2 separate regions of the Homo sapiens genome follow, and region 1 is linked to region 2. The links are chromatin loops, found by intact Hi-C in ENCODE. Cell type or tissue: gastrocnemius medialis. All regions are shown on one strand. Links, peaks and the distances in the headings refer to the core of each region. The heading gives the core; the rest is flanking DNA.

Evidence for each region. Hi-C counts contacts between places; a loop is a spot of excess contacts. Peaks named below come from ENCODE experiments on the same cell type or tissue, not always from the same donor. Only the 100,000 strongest peaks of a DNase experiment are listed, where the experiment ranks them.
Region 1: it touches region 2 in a loop (4-fold over the local background); 1 of 110 quality-filtered maps calls a loop at or near these places.

Annotation. Positions count from the first base shown.
Region 1 is chr2:119,234,927-119,245,095 of GRCh38, forward strand. The region is part of intron 2 of STEAP3 (STEAP3 metalloreductase); the gene reads left to right. It overlaps STEAP3-AS1 (STEAP3 antisense RNA 1), which reads right to left. Exons shown (of 2, transcript NR_046721.1): 2 at 9,496-10,169. Among named protein-coding and RNA genes, the nearest start is that of STEAP3-AS1, 9.1 kb to the right of the region's middle. RefSeq lists enhancers at 5,156-5,672, 5,673-6,189. In gastrocnemius medialis, for the core only: no CTCF peak of the experiment used is centred there; DNase peaks (open chromatin) are centred at 5,905 and 6,405; H3K27ac peaks cover 4,589 bases.
Region 2 is chr2:118,839,855-118,850,318 of GRCh38, forward strand. It overlaps EN1 (engrailed homeobox 1), which reads right to left and starts at 7,794. Exons shown (of 2, transcript NM_001426.4): 1 at 6,452-7,794; 2 at 2,317-3,400. The coding sequence starts at 7,313. The coding sequence ends at 3,084. RefSeq lists enhancers at 2,389-2,969, 4,813-5,462, 5,463-6,112, 10,381-10,464 and a silencer at 5,379-5,673. In gastrocnemius medialis, for the core only: CTCF peaks have their summits at 3,006 (motif pointing right) and 5,377 (motif pointing left); no DNase peak of the experiment used is centred there; H3K4me3 peaks cover 5,000 bases; H3K27ac peaks cover 5,000 bases.

The DNA.
Region 1 (10,169 bases), core at 3,000-7,999, 400 kb after region 2:
GTAGTAATGAACTGTCCCAGTGAGCAGTTCTCCCAGACTGGGCTGTCAAAGCATGCTAGTGAGAGATTCCTGGATGGCAGGCAGGCCATCTGGATTCTTGCTCAGCCAGGAAACTCTGTCCTCTGGGAATATCCTCCCAGTCAGGGTGTTAGGGGGCTCCTGGATCCCCAAGATCTTCATGGTCCCCTAGAACTGCTCCTCTCCCCAGCCTGCAGTGGGCCTAATGACCCACATGTAGCCAGGGAGTGGTCCCCATGGGGTTTGTTTTATTGACTCAGCTAACAATGCCACAATGACTCTGATTGCCTTCTTCTCACCTGAGAGACCCAGCTCTGGGCAGCCAAGGGGTACGTAGGGACAGAGCATATGCATGTGACCCTCAAGATCTAGAGGAGCTCAGAGACAGCATGGATACTCGAAGCCCCCGTGAGCAGGGAGGACTTTCTGGACCAAGTGGGCTGGGAGCTGGGCCAACTGTAAAGACCCAGGGAAAAAAAAAGTCAAAACTGAGTTGCTCTTGCATGCAAGTGAGTGGTTAGTTCATTGACTCCGTCCACAGCCCTTTCCTGAGCAGCTACTGCAGTGGTTTTCAAAGTGTGGTCCCCACACCAGCAGCACCAGCAATTCTGGATGTGGAGCCCAGCAATATGTTTTCATCAGTCCTCCAGGTGACCCTGATGCAGCTCAAGTTTGACCTGATGTGTCCTAAGTGCTGGGGTTTGCAAAAGTGAGTTTTACTTAGTTCTCACCTTGAGGAGCTTGGAGTGGGGGAGAAGATAGACAGGAAAGAAAACAGTACTGTCCAGTGAGACGTATTGCTCTGGAGGGCCATGGAGGCAGAGGAGCAGTTGGTATAGGCTTGATCCTTGCAAGGGTAAGTGGCCTGGAGACCCCAGTGGCATGACTGTCCTCGGCAGGGAACCAGATGTTGGGACCAGCATCCCCTAGAGGGCTCAAGGAGCCCAGTGCCGACCCCAGTGCCCCAGTGCCCAGCCACCAGGGCTGTGGCCCTGAGCAGCAGGTCCTCCTACTCTTCCCTCCACCCCAGATCTTCTGCTCTGCTCTTCCCCCTTCTTCTTCCCACTCCCAAGTCCCAAATAGTAGCAGGTCTTTTCCTCCGATTGTCTTGGGGAGAAATGGGCATGTACCTCCAGGCCATTATCTTAGAGCACATTTTTAGAAGATTTTAAAGTAAATTTTTCCATTAGGCAGAGAACACCGTGTATTGATTTGGGTGCATCTATTTCTGCTTTACCCAGACAAAAAGATTTACAAAATATCCTAGAGAGGAATAGAATTAAAAATGAGTAAATTTAACAGGCTCAGAGCGTAGCACTTTATTTGTCTCATATAATCCTTGCCACACCTCATTAAGGTGAGGAACATCAGCCCATAGTGCAGATGAGGAAATGGGGCTCAGGAAGGTGAAGTGACTTGGCCGGGCCGCCAGCTAGCAAGTGGTCTGGTGGGATATGAAATTCCATCCCTCTGCTGGGCCCTTGCTGGCTGACCTTGCAGTTTACTAAGGTGACTGATCCTGAATAAATCCAGAGTGTTCTAACGTTTTGCTGAGCCCGTGTCCTGTTGGCTGCATTGTGGGGAGTGGCCTGGCCTGGCTAGGGAAGCTCTCAGTGACCAATTGTGGCTTCAGCTGTGTTATTTAGAGAATCCCAGGGGCTGAAATGATCCTCTGCCTGGTTAGGGAAGGGATGACTTTAGGAGGAAGAGGGACCTAATGCCCCACTTAGCAGATCTGCAGCTGTGTGCATGTTTCCACCTGCACATCCTTCTATAAACCCTCAGCCATGTGGGTGAGCAGCAGACGGTGCCTCCCCCACTCCCCCTGGAACACATCTGCCCTGTTCACTGACCTGGGAGCTGGTGGGGTGGACCTCAGACCCCAGCACTTGGCACACACACATCATCCCCTGGGCCCTGGAATGGCTTGCATGGATGGCAGAGAAATAGCTGTGTGAGCAAAGGCCAAGAGAACAGTTTAGCCCAAGGCACCATTTTTACAACAACAACAGGTAATGGTACTGATTATATAAGCCTCACTTGTCCAGAGGTCACGGGGCTTAGGAACCTCAATTATGTGGAAAACAAATAGGACATAACTTCAGAAGGTTGCAGAGCCACTGTGCTAGTGTGGTCTTTGTGTTGCTATAAAGGAATACCTGAAGCTGGGGAATTTGTAAAGAGAAAAGGTGTTTTTCAAAAGGAAGACAAACATTTGAATGCTCTGGATTTATTCAGGATCAGTCACCTTAGTAACCTGCAAGGTCAGCCAGCAAGGGCCCAGCAGAGGAGTGGATTCATATCCCACCTGACCACTTGCTAGCTGGTGGCCTGGGCAAGTCACTTCACCTTCCTGAGCCCCATTTCTTCATGTGCACCATGTGTGCAGAGATCACCTGGGGAGAGAGGAAGTAAGAGAGAGAGAGAGGGTAGGGAGGTGGCAGGCTCTTTTTAACAAGCTGCTCTCGAGGAAACTAATACAGTGAGAACTAACAGGGAACTTACTTGCTCCTCTGCCCTCCCCCCAGCCAGGGAGGGAATCCACCCCCATGACCCAAACACCTCTTATTAGGTGCACCTCCAGTATTGGAGATCAGAATTCAACATGAGGTTTTTGGGGGACAAACCTCCAAACCACAGCAGCCACCAACATTGGTGTTACAAAATCCATCCAATGACATAGGCTCATGGAGCGCGCTTAAGCTGTCATCCAAAACATGTTTACTCTTGGTTTACACACACTAGTAGCAGTCTGCCATACCTCAATTTCCTTTTTTATTTTAGGTAACAACTTTTTAAATAACCTTACTGAGCTATGCCTCACATCACCACGCAATTCACCCATTCAAATGGTGAGTTGCATGGTGTACCCGTGAGGATCACTCCCCATTTTCTCCAAATCCCCCATTCTGGCCACCACTAATCTACTTTCTGTCTCTATTGATTTGTTTATTCTAGACATTTATATAAGTGTAATTATGTAATGTCTGGCCTTTTGTAATTGGCTTCTTTCCCTTAATGCTTTCAAGGTTCACCCCTGTTGGATGCATACTTAGTTCTCTTTATGGCTGAATATTAATCCACCGGATGGATAGGCCACATTTTGTTTAACCATTCCTCAGTTGATGGACGTTTGAATTGTTTCCACTTTTTGGGTATTATGAATAATGGGTGAAAATGTTTTTGTGTGGATATACATTCTTCCTTCTCTTGGATATATAGCTAGGAGTGGAGTTGCTGGGTCATATAGAAACTGTTTAACGTTTTGAAGAATTCCCAGGCTGTTCTCCACGGTGCCTGCACCATTTTACAATCCCAGCAGCAGTGTAGGAGGGTTCTGATTTCTCCACATCCTCCCTGTCTTTTAAAAAAATATATCATTGTAGCCATCCTAGTGGGTGTGAAGTGGTATCTCATTGTGGTTTTCATTTGCATTTCCCTGAGGGCTAATGATGCTGAACATCTTTTCATGTGCATTTGTATATCTTTTTTGGAGAAGTGTCTTTTCCAGTCTTTTGCCCACTTTATGTAGGTTGTTTGTCTTTTTAATACCGAGGTGTAAGAGTTCTTCAGATATTTAGAAACAGGTCCCCTTATCAGTTATATGATTTCCTGAACTTTTCTCCATTCTGAGTTGGCTTTGCACTTTCTCGATGCTGTGCTCTTTCGATTTCGTCAGCAGCGAATTAGCAGGACCTGGGGGGCTTTAAGAGGTGAGCAGGCAGACAGACAGCGCCCACAAAGTCCTGAGGATGAGAGAAGAGGCAGAGCTTACACAAAGGCTCTGTGAAAACTGAAGATGGACCCCAGGCAGGTTGGGGTGATCCCTGGGGTGCTGGATGAGGATCTGATTTTGTACTGCATTTTGGAAGGATTTCTGCCCCCAGAGGCTACATAGGCTCCAGTGGTGTGTGCAGTCAGGCAGAGAGATGCACAGAACCTCTACAGTGTGCCAGGCATGGTGTGGGGTTCTGGGTGCATGTGGAACAACACACAGCAATCTTGCCCTCCCAAAGCTCAGGGAAGTGGGGGCGGGGGGTGGACAACGAGCACATGAGAAAAAGACCACAGGGGAAGAACTCCCAGAAACATCCCAGCCACAGCGCAATGCCCCAGGTGTATATGGCCCTTGGCTACTTCATGCCCTTGAGGGAAAATCGGTATTTTCATTTTACACTTGATGAAACAGGTTAGAGAAAGGACTGGCGTGTCCAGTACCTCCCAGTGAGAAGATACTCAGAGTAGACCCCAGATCCAGGTCCTTCCTCTTTCCCTCTCTACACGTTTTCAGTCTAGAAAAGAGTTCTGTGCGAGAATTTTTTTGTTTTTGTTTGTTTGTTTGAGACGGAGTCTCACTCTGTCGCCCAGGCTGGAGTGCAGTGGCGCGATCTCGGCTCACTGCAACCTCCGCCTCCCAGGTTCAAGCGATTCTCCTGCTTCAGCCTCCGGAGTAGCTGGGATTACAGGCACGTGCCAACACACCCAGGTAATTTTTGTATTTTTAGTAGAGATGGGGTATCACCATGTTGGCCAGGCTGTGTGCAAGAATTTATGTTTTCACTTGTGGCTTGCTGAGCCCTGGTGCTGGCTGTGGGCACATACTCGTTCACCCAGGGACATGCACTGTTGATGGGTCCTTGCACTCTGGGCTATCTTGGGCCCCGTTTGCTCAATGCAGGCCCCTCTTTCTGAAGCGCTTTTCTTGGGCTCACTCTCAATTCGTCAAAGTTCGGCTCAGGCCCACCTCCTGCAGGAATCCTCCCAGTCCCCGCTGTCCGAAGTCAGTACCCTTGTCAGGAGACCTTAAACACTTTAGTCCACTGCCTGGCCCTCCCATGGGGCAAAGGTCTCCAGGGTGTGTGTGCACTTCCTTGGGGCTTCTTAAGGCTCATTCCCTGGGATTAGGGAGGACATACAGAGCCTCCTTGCACCTACATTTGTTTACATATTACTTATACCACATACAACGTTATAGGGCACTGCTGCATAAGTGTACATTTTGAATGTATTTTACTTATAAAGAAATAGAGCAGTAATAGGAACATGTGCCCCTAAATGTAATTTTACTGACCAGACAAAAAAAATTTTTTTTAATTGAAAATAAGTAGCTGGACGTGATAGCATGCGCCTGTAGTCCCAGCTACTCAGACTCAGAAGTCTGAGACAAGAGAATTGCTTGAACCTGGGAGGCAGAGGTTGCAGTGAGTCGAGATCGCGCCACTGCACTCCAGGCTGGCGACACAGCGAGACTCCGTCTCAATAAATAAATAACTAATAAATAAACAAAAATTTAAAAAAATTGAAGATAACTGTGGGCTGCTTGAGGACAAGAACTGGGTTATTTTCTCTCTCTTTGCTCAGTCAGTCCCCACATGGGAGGCGTGCGAGGCACCCCGTTCTTGGCCTGCAGGCCGCCCCCACTCCATCTGGCTGCAGGGTGCCACAGCCAGCCTCTGATTGCCAGTGGCCCCAGCACCTCAATCCATACCGACCTCACAGCAAACCCTCCGTGGCCACAGCCTGCCCTGGCCACTCATGTCTGAAAGGTGATCGGTGTCCATGAAGAAGAGGCCATGGGGCTGTGGATGTCATGTGGCCAACTGTTAGTGGCCTGCGCAAGAGCAGACAGGAGCTGGCAGGCAGGCCCATGGGCCAGGCGTGGCTCCCAGCCATAAACACAGGCTGTAGCCCTGCCGGGAAGAAGGAGGGGACAGACAAGCCTGGGCAGAGACCCAGAGGGGACCAGGACACCCGATCCTCCATGGCAGTTCTGTCCACAGCTTGGGAGGAGAGGCAGGCAGGTCTGCAGGCAGGAGACAGGCCTCGGCCCACAGAGCTGCAATCTGATCCCATCTGCTCCCTCTCCAGTTCTATAAATAGAACCCCCAGGGAGCCAGGGCCCAGACAGGGTTAGTCACACCCTCACCTCAGGCCGCAGGGACAGGCCTCTGGGACTTCCAAGACATGTACCACCTGTCCTGCCCCCAACCCCTGCCAGCCTTCAGCAGGAGGGTTCATGCTGAGCATCAGGAGGGGGCAGAAGAATTGAACGTGGCCACTGTCCATGAAGAAGTTAGAGAAGAGTACACACAACACACATGCACACAAGAATAGGACACGTGCACACACACACACACATGCATACAAGATTAGGAAACACAAGTGCACACACAACCAGTCAGAAATGAGCTCTGAGCTTTTACACATATTAACTCATTTCATCCTCAAACAGTCTTTAGAGAGGTATAATTAGTGTTCCCGTTTTAAAGGTGAGGGAACTAAGGCACAGAGGAGCTATGTAACTCACCCAAAGGCACCCAGCTACTGGCATGTGAGGCCATGATTTCTCCCCAGCAGCCCCACCCACAGCCCGTGCCTTTAACCACCTGCCTGACCCCTCCCAGCCAAGTGGCTCCGTCCCTACATCAGAAAGGTCAAGGAAGAGGCCGCCTAGGGAGCAGTACAAGGCAGCATTACAACCTGGCATTTTCCTGTTGCAGACTGCATTTTGGTGGCAAGAGAAGCTTTGGAGGTGCTTAACGTTTAGTTTGCATTTATCCTACCGCTGAAAAGCAGGGACCCTTAGGACCATAAGTCTAGGACTTTTCATAGCACCCTAGACTGCTGGGGATGAAAGGGGCTTGGAGCTGAGCTGGTGCAGCAGCTCCTGTTAGAGAAGCCACCCAGAGAGGCCCAGGGACCTCCTATGTCCCAGCGCCAGTTAGGGGCAGACGTGGGACCAGCTCCCCTCGGCTGCAGCGGCCTCCATATCAGCTCCCTGGAAGGGAGCAGATGCCAAGTCAGGTTCTGAGCAACACCCTCAAGGCCCAGCCCTGGCAATCCCTTCCCACCTGTGATTAGGTCTGGGGTTCAACAAAAATAGGACTCAAAATCTGGATCTTCTCGCCTTGCTTCACTTTGGGCTGGTTCAGTTTTGTTTCGAGGTAAATCATTCGAGGTTTTTCAGGGATCCTCAGATGCATGTCTGCGTGAAGCCGTCCTGGCTTCCCCTTCGGCTGCCCCCTGGGCAAGAGCCTGGGCCATACCTGTGCCATTCCTGAGCTCTGTCTCTAGCTGCCCTATGTCCAGTCATTGGCGATGGGTCTTATTCAAGCCCCCTTTCCCCCAACCCACACTAGATTGTAAGCCCTCAGGGTGGGGACCGCTTCTCACTCATCCTTATATGCTTAGGAGTGTTCAGCACAAAGTCACTCAGGAGATGGCAGGCAGCGGGGAGAGGGCAGAGACAGAGGAGAGGCTTCTGTCCAGAGGGTTCCTACTTAGGATCATCCAAATCATCAGCAAATGTTGGAAAGATGGTCTGGGGGCCTCAGGCTGGCTACTCTTCCTCCCCATCAGGGCAAAACTCCCCGGGGGCTTGTGTCTCCCTGTGGTTGGGGACAGGCCTGGGTGTATCTGTCCCAGCCTTGACTGACCACAAGGGGAGACTTGGCCCTCCCGACCACAGGAGAAGAGGGATTTGAATTCACCTCGGCCCAAATTGCAGATGCTGGCCTGCGAGCCCTGAGGCCATCTGCAAGGCTCCTGGGCTGACATAACTGTCACCCAGCTCTTCATCCTCCTTCCCCGGGGCTGAAGGGGTGCCTGCAGGGTCTTCTGCCCTCCCTCCACCTGGGCCCTACTGCTGGCACGGAGCTTCATTTCTGTTGGCAGCCAGTGTTTGCTTAGTGATTACTGAATGCCGTTTGCTGGGTGCTTATGATGTGCTCAGCACTGTTCTAAGTGCTTTACACAATTGACTTATTTACTCCTACAACCTGCCCATAAGGGAAGTGCTGCCATGGTCTCCCTTTTATAGCTGAGAAAACTGAGGCACAGATAGGTCCATGGTCACACAGTTAACATAAGGCAGAGTCAGGACCAGAATCCAGGCGGACTGGCTCCAGAGCCCGGCTCCTGGACCGAGCAGCCTTGAGTAGGGACCTGGTGCAGACCCGCCTGCCGTGGACTCACTATAGGATGGGTCAGGAGGCCCGTTGTCACCTACAAAATGTAGCCCACCACCCAGGAAACGCTCCCAGAACCAGGCAGAAAATACTGTCTCCTATTCACAGGGTGGCTGTGCCTGGCGTGAGTGTCTTGGCGGGTGCCTGCATGTCTGTGCAGGAGTGCCACCCCCATCTGTGGACTCGGAAAGCATGATCCCCACAAAAGCAACCCCTCAGAGTCTCAGCTCAGCCAATCCCTGTTATCCTGTGACAGGCAGGGCCATGTTTCAAAACCATGTTAAAGATGAGCAAGAGGCTAAGGAAGTTTCCCATGCTGGCAGAGGCAGGACAGGAACACATGTCCCCTGACTCTTGACATTGAGAATGCACCCCCTTCCACCCACCTGGCCTCTTGTCCCAGCCAGTGTGGTCCCAGCTATGCAGCTCTCTGGGACATCTCTGGAAAGCTCATTGTTCTCTGTCTGGGCAGTAAGACGGAGTGAGGCTCTGACTGCCGAGGCAGACAGACCTGCCTCCTGCTCTTCCTCCCCTCAATTATTTGTGCTGCCTGAAACAAGTTCCTGAGCCTCCCTGAGCCTCAGTTCCCTCCTCTGTAAAGTGGGAATGATAACTGAATCTACTTCCTGGGGTTCTTGTGAGGACCAGAGGCCCATCACCCGAGGAAAGGCCTGACAGCAGCAATGGGTGTATGGTAGGCATCCATTAATAGGAACTGCTGCTGCTGCTGCTGCCTTATAAAAGGAAAAATCACAGTTTCAAAAACCTCTTAAGATTGCATGATTTGTCATCTGAGAGCAGAGATTGTGATCTCCATTGACAAAGATGGAAGCTGGGGCCCAGGGAGGCACACAGACTTGTCTGAAGACACACAGCTGCTTCATAGCAGAGCCGGGCCCAGCCTCCTGGTTCCCCTGCCCCATCTTTATGTCAGTCCCTGGATCCACTCCCTCACCTGGTCAGGTGTCCAGAGGTTCCAGGAGAGTGTTGTGGAAAAGTAGGAAGAGGCAGACGCCCATGGAGGGTGTTGAAAGCCACCCCAGCTGCTCTGCTGCTTCAGGGCAGGGGATCTTAAGCCCTGTGGAACTGTAGGCTGGTGAAGCTTGTGGACTTCTGCTCAGAATAATGTTCTTACATGCACCAGACAAAATAGCTTAGGGTTACAAATGAAATATATTATATGGAAACACAGCGAAAATATTTTTTAAAAAAGACTACAGTAGCATTAGGCATGCTTCTTTATTAGCACATTAAATGACAAGCTCTAGTGGCAGATCTAATGTCTACCATAATTTTATTTTTACTTTTATTATTATTATTATTATTATTATTATTATTATTATTATTATTTTGAGATAGTCTTGCTCTGTCACCCAAACTGGAGTTCAGTGGTGCGATCACTTCAGTCTTCAACTCCTGGGCTCAAGCGATCCTCCTGCCTCAATGTCCTGAGTAGCTGGGACGACAGGCGTGTGCCACTGTGCCTGGCTAATTTTTTTTTTATTTTTTTAGAGATGGGACCTCCCTGTGTGGCCCAGGCTGGTCTTGAACTCCTGACCTCAAGCGATTCTCCTGCCTTGACCTCCTGAAGTGCTAAGATTACAGGTGTGAGCCACTGCACCTGGCTAGCATGGTTTTAAATTTGTGCTCAATTTAAATGGTATTAGGATAAATTATTTACAGGTAAATTTATGATATGATCTTGGTCAGTATTAATGAAAAATTATGTTGCCTACCTTCATACTTAAAGGAAATAGCAAATTTTAGTTAGAAGTTGGTGACAATTAATATATAATAATTTTTCCATCCAAGTTTACTGTAGACCGATGGCCCGAGTTCAGGGTTTCCTCCACATCCACTCATATCTTGGGCTCAGCAAAGAAGATCACAGGGCACCCACTCTATCTTAGGGGCCCATTCACTTGTCTCTCAGTCCTGCCCTCAGAGATCAAGGTTTGGTGTTCATTCATTCATTCATTCAGCAAACACTGAGCACTGCCTCCGTGCCAGGCTATGATACACAGTGAGGTCCAAGGTCAGATGAGATGAGGTCCTGCCCTCAAGCTGTTCACCATGCTTCAGGGAGAGCATAAGAAGAACTGCTCCAAGATGCAAAATGTAGACAAGCATAGGGACATGCTCACCCTTCCTGGTCATCAAACACCCAGCGATGGTGAGGTTGGG
Region 2 (10,464 bases), core at 2,307-7,306:
TACATAGTCAAGGAGGAGGCACAAACAAAATGTTTAAGTTCTCAGAGCTTCATGTTCTTTCACTGAACAATGAAGAAAAATCCATTTTCCCATAGTGATTGGAAGATAAAAGGAGATAATGGGCAAGAAAGCAAATTACATAATAATGACATTCACGTCTATACACTTTACTGACACAATCATGGGGATGGGTGACCACCTTCTCCTCCTCTCGCTGGGTTAAAGGAAAGAGCTCTTGACTTTGATCTCTTGGATAGAGGAAGGGGAGCATGAGGAATGGGGTGGTTCCTAGAGTTGCTGCTCACACCGACCTCTGTCCCAGCCTCTGGACCTGGTAGTCTTGGGGGACTTGAATATCCTAAGAGGCCACAATAGGGAGGGGAGAAGGGAGTGTAGCCAATTCCTAGACATTCAAAATAGTAAGGTTCTCCAATATATAGAGTTGAGCATCCTTAACATCACATCTGATGTGCTGGGAGGGTGAAATGGAATGGGACTCTTCCTGAAATTCTGAGAGGTATTAGGAGAAGGGTGCTCCAAGACACAGGCCTCAGACTGTTTAACAGGAAAGCCTGGAAGGCTTGAAGAGTCCAAGCCCACTCCCCAAGGCAAGCAAAGCACAGGCTTTTGACTACCAGAAAACAACTCCCCTAGACCAACCCCAGGGAAGGGCCCATCTCACTGCTTCTAACTCTGCCCACAAAGATTGGTTGAGCACCTATTATATGCAAGAGTTACTCCTCCAGAAAACAATGGGCAGATGGAAGGAAGGAAATTAATTGCAATAAAGTTGGGAACCCACAGCAGTGTCAAATGCACCCTCCAATTCCACTCTAGCCGCCAAACCCTTATGTAGGGATTTGGAGGGGACCTAGGCTTCCTGGGATTGAGATCTAGCCCTGTTAGTTCCCCGGCCAGGAGCAAACAGTACATTGGGCCAAATCAGGGAAAATTTTTCAATAAAAAAGGTGGAATAACTAGCCATTATCATTTTGCACAAAATCAATCCTACAAAAACAGTTGAGAAACTCAAGGGAAGAGCACAGAGAACAGGGATCTCACACATGAACAAACCCAGCAAACACACCTGCAGACATTCCAGTGTGCAAACACAAATTCATGCATGTACACACAGTGAACTCACAAACGTCCAATTGTGTATCTAATTAGAGAAGAAAATCAGTTGCACAATACTCACGGGTACAGGAATACACAAAAAACTGGTAGGAACTTAGGTGCACCAATATCTGCACATTATTGTATATGCACACAAGTATGTGTGGGCACCTGCCCGTCTAGCTGCACACGTGTGGGTATATACATACATATTGCCGAAGAGAGAAAAAATGTGGGAGTGGAATTTACAATTTAAAAAAATCCTGGACAAAGATAATACCTCCTGAGAAGGAAACTTCCCTTCCTCCCCTTAACCTCTTAAGATCTGAGAGCAGCTCCTGCTCTGGAAGGATGGGCCCCAGTGTTAGCAGCAAGAGGCCAGACATTTCCTTCTGGGAACCCAGGGTGTCCTGAGGGCCCTGGGGGCTTCTATGTGCGCCCCCCTTGGTGAGGAAGAAAGTTAGGCTTTGTTGGGATGCCTAAGGGAACCCTCTTTGGTTTAGGGCCCAGATACGGCAGACGTGCGCCCACCTCGGGTTCAAGGCCCAAGCAGCCACTCCGAACAGCTTTCCCAGCATTTGGGCCTCCTCTCCTCCGGCATTGCGGGCCCAGGAGATCCGAGCCCCGCGAGGCTCCGCAGGCCGCCCCCGGACCTGCTGCTTCGCCAACAGAAGCCCTCCCGCAAACGAAGTGCAGTGAGTCCAGGCGGCCAAGAGGCCAGGCCAAAGTGCCCCTCGCCCAAGCGGGCTGTCGGGGAGGGAGGAAGGCAGGCCCCCTTCTATCTCTGGATAAAAAAAATCTGCAGCAAAACCTGCACCAGGGGAAATAAAAGAAAGAAAGAAAAAGAAAAGTGCAGGTTGGAGTGAAAAGCAGTTTGTACAGGAGGAGGCCGCCACTGGGCTGGGCCTGGACCGGTGCGGGGAGCTGCCCCGCAGCCCAGGCAGCGTTTCCGAAGCCAGGACTGTGGTTGTCGGCCTTTGAGTTCCCTTGAACGCAATCGGAGACCAGGCGTGTCCCGCCAGACCCTTCAGACCCAGGCTAAACCCAAATCTGGGTCGCGCTTCCCCTTCGCCCTGCATTCGTTGTGCGGTGATCGCAAGGCCCGGCCGGCTCCCCGCCCGGCGTGCGCAGGGGCGCTGGGGCGCTGTGTGCCCGGACCCACGTCCTTCCCGAGCCCGCAAACAGGAGAGCCGCCAGCGCTCGTGAGCACAGTGTACACTTTATTTCAGACTACAGGTTTCTGAACATAATAAAATCTTTGGCTTGTAGCGGCGGTTCAGTCTCGCAGTCTGTGGGGTCGTATTTCTCAACAAGTCTCCGGAAAACGAAAGGGGGGCAGAACAGACAGACCGACAGAAGGGACCCGGGAGGTGGGGGAGAAGAGGTGGGCAGACACGAAAGGAAACACACTCTCGCACACAAAGAAAAGTCCCAGAGAAACCAGGGCCGGCGATGCGGGTCGGGAGGCACCGGAGAAGCAATGACATTCAAATGAAAAAGGCAACGAAAACGAAACTGGGCGGGGGCAGCGAGGCGGTGGGGGAGGGGATAAAATAATTATAATAATTATAATAATTATAACAATAATAATAAAGGAGATTAATAAAAATGTCCAGCAAATAGAGATCGCTACACGTATGTGTTTTCCTTACCTGAAATTAAATATATACAAGGTCGTAAGCGGTTTGGCTAGATAGAGCTTTAAGGAGTTCGCAGTTTCGTCCCTTATACTGGGAATAGAGAATGGATCTTATTTTTCGATAGCACCTGTCCGAGTCTTTCTCCCTTTTCAAAAATGCTGCGTTTCAACGTCATTGTCCATTCTGAGGCTCTCTTTCTGTCTCTCTCGCTCTTTTCCCTGCGCTCCCTCCCTCCTTGGAGCAGATGCTTTCTCCCCCAGCGAGGGGCCGGGAGACGACGGCGGCGGTGCCGGGAGGGGGCGCGGGCGCGGCCCCGGCCTGTGGCGGCTACTCGCTCTCGTCTTTGTCCTGGACCGTGGTGGTGGAGTGGTTGTACAGTCCCTGGGCCATGAGGTGCAGCGCCAGGCCGTTCTTGATGCCTGTGGCTTTCTTGATCTTGGCGCGCTTGTTCTGGAACCAGATCTTGATCTGGGACTCGTTGAGGCTGAGTTCCTGGGCCAGGGTCTGCCGCCGCTGCTCCGTGATGTAGCGGTTTGCCTGGAACTCCGCCTTGAGTCTCTGCAGCTGCTCGGCCGTGAACGCGGTCCGCGGCCGCTTGTCCTCCTTCTCGTTCTTCTTCTTCTTCAGCTTCCTGGTGCGCGGACCTGCAGCGGCGGAGAGGGCCGGGGTGGGGTGGGGGTGGGGACCGAGGGCAGAAGGGAGGGGGGAGAGGGCAAAGGAAGCCGTGAGAATAGCATTGCCGAGCTGGGCCGCGAGCCCCGCGCTTCCGGGGCGATCTCGGAGGCCCTGCTGAACCCCTGGCTCCCTCCCGCCAGCCAATCCCTGGATCGAAGTGCCCCTCACCAGACCACTGGGGTCCCCGGGTTCCCTTTGGGAGGGCAAAGGAGCAGTGAAGGAAAGCTGGTTGAGGTTGTAGGTGCACCCCACACCCCAATTCTCACAGGACAGTCAGGGACAGACCGAAATCACAACATTTCCAAGCCAAGAAGGCAGGAATCCAAGATGAGGAGATATTTGGAGCTCATATGGCCCAGCCCAGAGTTGGGGGTCAGGGGCCTGCTGTCCTCACCGCCCCGGAATAGATAGGACTGGGGCAGTGAGGGCAGGCCCTGGGGGAGTCGCCAGCCTGCAAACAAATCTTCCTCTCCTCCTCAAGAATCATACCTACAGGAGAAACTACAATAAGACCCCATCTGCTTGTAGCTATTGACCTCAGAAAACAACGGGATAGTGAGCCGGCTGGGAGAGGGCTGCTTAGCTCCAAAGTATTTGGTGTCTGCCCCCCTCCCCGCACCCCTCCCTCCCACACACACCTCCTCGCCTTCTTTCTCTTTGGCCTAAAGGAAGCCTTTTCTAGGGTCTCAGGGATGCAGGGACCACCCCTTCTCTGAAGGAGAAAAGGCCCTGATCCATCCTCATGACCCTGGCTCTGGGTTTTCAGCCTTGCCCCTTGGATGGTGCCAATAAGAAAGGGAGGGCCTTCCACATTCCTCTAACCGGCTGCGTGGGGCAGGGTCTCTCTTATCTGGGTCTTCCTTATCTCCCCTTTCAACTGATGCAATTTCAGGATTAAAAACTCCTGAATAACAAAAACAAGCCGGATTGGCTTTCTCTGCCTACTGATGACATTTGCAAGGAGACTGCAGCCCCTTCCCCCACCTATGAGCAAAAAGGAGAGGGAGGGAAGCAGGGACAATCCAGAAAAAAAAAAATGTGCTTTGACCACCAGATAGGAATGGGAAGGGGCCACAGGAAACCTCCTTAGGAAGGTGAAGTTCCCCTCAAATACTAGTCTGGGAGGAGGGCCCACTGAGAAAGGAGGGAGGGAAAGCGGGAAAACCAGGAGAGGATTGAACTGTTGGTGTGTGCCTCAAAAGCCTGCACCTCTGCCCACCTGCTTCCACACCCAAGTCTTCTGGCATTTACTTGCTGGGTCCTGCCTTGGATATGGTAGCTTGCTGAACCAAGTTAAGTCCCTGTCAGGCCTGTTCATCTCTAAAACTGTCTGGAAAGAAGGATCTTTGCCGGCATCTCCAAACCTAGCTACAGAGAGGAAGGCTGGGCAGCCTACTCCTGGGGCAGGCAGGAGGCTGGGGTAACCAGCTGTCCTATGACAAAGAGTCCAGGCCTAGCATACTGCAGCGACTCAGATCTGGGTCGAGGCTCATCCCCTCCTCCCCCAACTGCCCAAGCAGGAGAAGGAGCTGGTCCCCTACCTACCCAGGCCCATAAGAAGGAAAGTGGCCAAGAACAAAGCCAAGGCCCTCTCCAGAGCAGAACTGGGGTTTTGATTCGTAATTAGCTGAGCGGGGAGAAATAGCCCAAGAAATGCACACAGCCCCAAAAAGGCCCCACTGCCCGTTCTGCATCCGGGACATGTTGAAGTGTTGTTGTATGTGTGTGCAGAGGCACGGACTCTTGTAATAAAATCGTTCCTAGTCTCCCGGCCAGCCCGAGCCGTGCAGCCTGACAGCTCAATCACTCTATCCATCAGGCGAGTCAATCAAAGCAGCTTTTCGGAGGTTCAGGGAGCCCGACGTGTCAATAACGGGGCTCGAGATGGCGGGAGCTGATAGTGCGCATCGATCCGCGCCCGGCCGGCAGCTGTGGGGCGGCGAGAGACCAGCCAGAGGAAAGCGGCGCGTGGCTACGTTGTTCCCGGCCCCCTGCCGGACCGGGTGTCTGGAGTGCTGATCTTGGGCCAAAGCTTCTGCCGCTCTCCCAGACACTGCGGGCCGGGGCGTCAGGCAGGCCTTGGCCTTCTCTCCCGGAGCCCAGCTCAGGTCTCCTCCTCGGGTTCGCCAAGCGCGAGGGGCACACGGAAAAGTGGTGGAAGGAAAGCCGAGAAAAACAGGCCTACGGATGCCAGAAGTCTGCTGGATGTGCGGGTGAAAAAAGGAAAGCGCCGCGCGGGGAGGATGCGGGAACCGTTCCGCGGAGAAGCTACGGAGGAAACTGGCTCTCATGCCCTTGGACACGCTTCCTGGCCTGAGCCTGACCTGTTTTCTCTCCTCTCCCACTGTTTTTCAGCTCCAGAAAACCAGGGGCTGCCAGCACCCACCTTTTTGGCAACTGCCTTTCCCTGGTTTCTACCCACCCGGGTCAGACTCTTTTCGCTACCCAGCCGGGGGAGAGGGACGGCTTTCAGACGCTTTCCTCCCTGTCTTCCTGTGTTTCCCATGTTTATCAATGTAAACGGTCTCTCCGCAGAAAATATCGAGATGGTGTTTGTGTCTGTAAGGACACACAGTGAATATAATTTTTCTGAACAAGGCCTTCTCTGGTCAAATCTGGCCTTCGGACGATCAGGCTGGTGGGATTTCAGACACACATCACTAGGCCCACCTTCCTGCCTTATCTAAACACCCTGGAAAGAAAATCACTGACTATGTACTTTTCCTAAGAATAATAAAGATAAGAGACAAAGAAGGCCCCAGGGATTCAGAGTTCAAAATCAAAGAATCGAGACCCGAGCCTCCTGTGCCACGAGCTGTAGCTTCTCGGGTGGTGGCCGCAGAGGCCAGGATCGCATAGCTGGATGAACATTCGGTTGTGACTGGAACTGGGGTGAGGAAGCAGGCGTGAGAGACTGGAGTACCCGAGGCCGGGTTTGCTCTCCCTAGCGCCGCAGCTTGGCGTTCTGGGGCGGTCCGCGGGGCCAGAAGGCATGGCGCAGCCCGGAGTTGGGTACTCACCGGAGGATGGACGATCCGAATAACGTGTGCAGTACACCCAGGCGGGCCATACGAGAGGCTGCTGCGAGTCAGTTTTGACCACGGGCCCGCCGTTGGCTGAGCCCATAAGTAGGATAGCCGGGTTGCCGTGCTCCGGGTATTTGGTGCCCTGCGCTCCGGGGCTCCCCGCGCCGCCTCCACTGCCGCCGCCACCGGTGTCCGAGGGCTTGGCTGCTGCGGCCGCCGCCGCCGCCGCCACTGCCGCCGCGGCCGCCGCCGCCGCCGCAGCCGGGTTCCCAGCTTTAGACGCGCCCGCGCCGGCGGCGGCTGGCTGGGAGCCGTCGGGTGGGCCACAGTTCGCGTCCGGGGCGCACAGGAGCGAGGCAGCGCCTGGCGCCCGGGTGCCCAACGGGTGGACAGGGTCTCTACCTGCGGCAGTCTGGCCTCTGTCACGCTCGACCCGGCCTCCTCCTCCTGCGCCTCCTCTGGCCGCCGCAGCCACCAGAAGCTGCGGTGGCGGCTGCTCCTTTTTGCAGCCGAAGTCCGGCCTCAGGATGTTGTCGATGAAAAAGTTGGTGGTGCGGTGCAGCTGGGCCGCTGGCTGCGGCTGGTGAGCAGGCGCCGCGAGATGCTGAGGCGGCGGGGGCGGGGGGTGTGGGGGGAGGTGCGGGTGGTGGGCCAGGGGCGGCAGGCAAGGCGCCGCGGGCGGCGAGGGGGGCGCAGGCTGCGGGGACACCGGCACGCTGTCTCCATCGCTGCCGCTGCCGCTGCTGCCGCTGGCGCCCGGACTGAGGCTCAGGCTGAGGCCGCCCGGAGTCGCCGCCGCCGCCGCGCCGAGGGCCGAGTCGCGCTGACTTTTAGGTTCCGGCTGCTGTTCTTCCATGCTCGGCCGCCCCGCCGCCCCGGCCGCCGCGCCGGCCCCCGCCCCCACCGCCTCGCTCCCCACCCCACTTTGCCAGCGGCCCGTGGGGGTGCGCGGAGGAAGGAGGCAGGCGAAGCCTCAGCGAAGGCACGGGGCGGGTGCAGGAAAAAAGCTCAGGCGTCTGGCCTGGATCGCTCGTTCTTATCTAGCAGATAGATCTCGCTGTCTCTCCCTCTCTAATTTGTAGACATCCAGATATGGAGACACTTGGCTATTTCTTTTTTCTTTCTGCAACCAGATTCAATGATTTGATTTAAATGGGGAGTAAGCCACGGCCAAAAAAATGAAGGAAAAAAAGAAAAAGAAAAGGAAAAAGAAAGCAAGAAAAAAAGCTCCAATAATTTTTTTCTTAAAGGGAAAAAAATAGTATTTAAAGTCTAGCCATCTTCCTAGGCAGTAGTGAGGGGTTTGACTTCCCCGAGTGTCACGCTCAGCTGTGCCCAGAGCGTGAGGCTGGCAGCGCCTTTAATCGCCTTTGCTTTTTTTGCAGGGAGAGCGCGTCTCCGCCAGCGCCGGGCTGTTTTTTTTTTTTTTTTTTTTTTTTTTTTTTTCAAATCTCTGACAGCTCGGATCTTTGCACAAACTCTCTCGCTTAAAAAAAAAATCACCCAGGCACACTTTTTGCCTTCAAACCGGAAGCACGTGAGTCAGGGCCGCACGTGTGCGGAGCCAATGGCGAGCCGGGACTCGCGCTGACACTCGGGCCTCGGCCCAATGGGCGCGCGCGGGACTTTGCGGATAAATAATCCGGGGGCGTCAACCGCTGGCGGAGAGGGGGCGCCTCGGCGCTGGCCCTGTGCGTCGGGTCCGCCCTCCCCCACCCGCGCCCGCACCCGCGTCCCTCCCCCTCCTTCAGGCCGGGACTCAGGAGGGGGCAGAAGAAACCCGGGAGGGGTGAATTTTGGGATGTAGGCAAATGGAGAAGCAACTCCATAAACAACTTGTTAGAGAAATGCAGGATTATGGGTCTGTGAGCTACGGGAGCAGGGGCAGTAGGCAGGAGCCTGGCTGTTTTGCACCCCCACGCCTAAGAAACTCAGCTTTTTATTTTCTCCTCTGTCTCTGGTTGCTGTTATTGAAGGATGGGTGGTTGTTGTCACTGCCGGTTTGTGTGTTTGTGGGTGGGTGTGGGTTTGGGTGTGTGTAGTGGAGGGAGGGGGAGTGAGACAGGGAGGTCGGTGATGTGAAATAGACCTAGAGTTGGTTACTTTCAGAGGCGCAATTTGTTTTTCACAAATAGCAAAATCTGAAAGGCCCGCTGCGCCTAGCTAGCGTCGCACGTTTACGTTTGTACGTCTCCTGCCGGCCCGCTGCATTGCTTTCCCTTTGTGGGGAATCCGCACCCATGCCCTTCCCGGTCCAGACTTTCGACAACACCCTGGAGCTGCCCTGGCGCCATAGAGCCAAGCCCAGAGGGCTAGGAATAGCCCCAGAGCCAGTTGCCTGGACCTTCCCTGGCAGTGGGAGTCCGGGCAACGCAGATTAATCTCAGGAGGGCCCCGGGGCCGGCGAGTCAGAACGCGGATGCGCGCTAGGCCCTAGCTTTTAGAGTTCAGGGTAACCTCTGTGTTAGATTTCCCTGCAAAGTAAAATCAAATAAATGAAAGCGCTGCACCCCAAGTATTTGCCCTGGCTAGCTGAAGTTGTGAACAGGGAGTTTCCCTCAATTGCCGGGTGACTGAATTTCCTGGGATTGCTCCCAACTCCCTGGGTGCCTCCGGCTCCAGCTCTGTGCGTTCTTCCCTAGTTTGAGGGAAATGCCGTTCCTCCAGCTGCTATCATTCTCCCGTCTGCCGATCTCTTTTTCGCTATTTCCTGGTCGAGGCACCCCCAAAATTTTCTCATAACCGGGAATGTGAGGGACGGGGGTGGCGTGTGGACTGAAGCTCTAGGCACCTGCGGGACTTGTCTCCGGATTCGTTTTGGAGGACCAGTATCCGACTATGCTGAAGCCTGCGGTGGCCGAGAAAGGCGTCAGCAAACGAGGCCTTCGGGGGTGTCATCTTAGAGCTCCAGCGGACCTCCTCGCCCTGAACGCCCTCCGCAACTGGGACAGTAGAGAAAGGATCCCTTTGGAAATATTGTCTATTTGTGACATGCGAAAGAATCCCCCTACCTCCAGTTTTCCAGAAAAGTCACAGAGGGTTAGGCTAGGAGGAACATGCAACTAAACCCACAACAAGCCGAACCACCACCACAGTAGCTGAAGTTTCTCAAAAGGGCTGGTGGAGAGCAGGAATTTATATTGCTCACCGCATCTTGGGAGCAGGCGAGGGTCCCCCGATTTCCGGGGCTGAGTTCCCGGCTAGACTTGCGCTGCAGCCTAGGGGAGAAAACCTCTCTCCCTAACGCTGCGCTGCAGTCTTCTCTACCTTCCCAAGCCGCCTCCAACCCCACCTTGGAGTCTCCCGAGTCCTCTTCAGTAGCACACCCAAGGGCTCCCCGAAATCTCCAGGCGCCCCCACCCCTTCTCCCCGAAATGGGGGTGGGATTTTATTTATATTTAAGTTCGCAAAATTGAAATCTTTATCCCGCAAGCAAGCGTGGGTACTTAATTAAATTCTAATTAGGACACTATCAATATCCTATTTAGCTGCGTAGCTTTTGTGCGCCGCGGTCCCTTTCAGCGCGGTAAATAGGGTCTCGACGCCTTATCTCGCCTGCAGGAGACGCCTCGAGAAGGGCTGCGGAAGATAATTTATAGGTTTTAATTACTCTTCATTCCGCCTGATCAGCTTGGCGTTCATCACAGGCCTGTGAATAAAACCCTGGTCAAAAGCTCTGTCACATCGCGCTGGCAAGACGCTTAATCAAAGTGAGCGGCCCCGCGCGCCGCGCGGCCCGGCTCCTCCACGTAATTTCCAGCCAGCTGATAAAGCCAGCTGAATAATACGGCGGCCCTTTGGAGACACCATTTACAGAAATGACTTTATTGACGGCTTAACGTCGGTAATTCATTTTACCTTTCATGTAGTGGAGCCCGGATTTGTTACAGTAATGGGATGATAAATGCACCCGCGGCCCACGAGCTCGAGCTGGATTAGGCGGCACTCTGCGCGCTGGCTCGTCCCCCCACCTCCCCGAGGCCCGGCCTGGGCCGGACGCTCGGTAC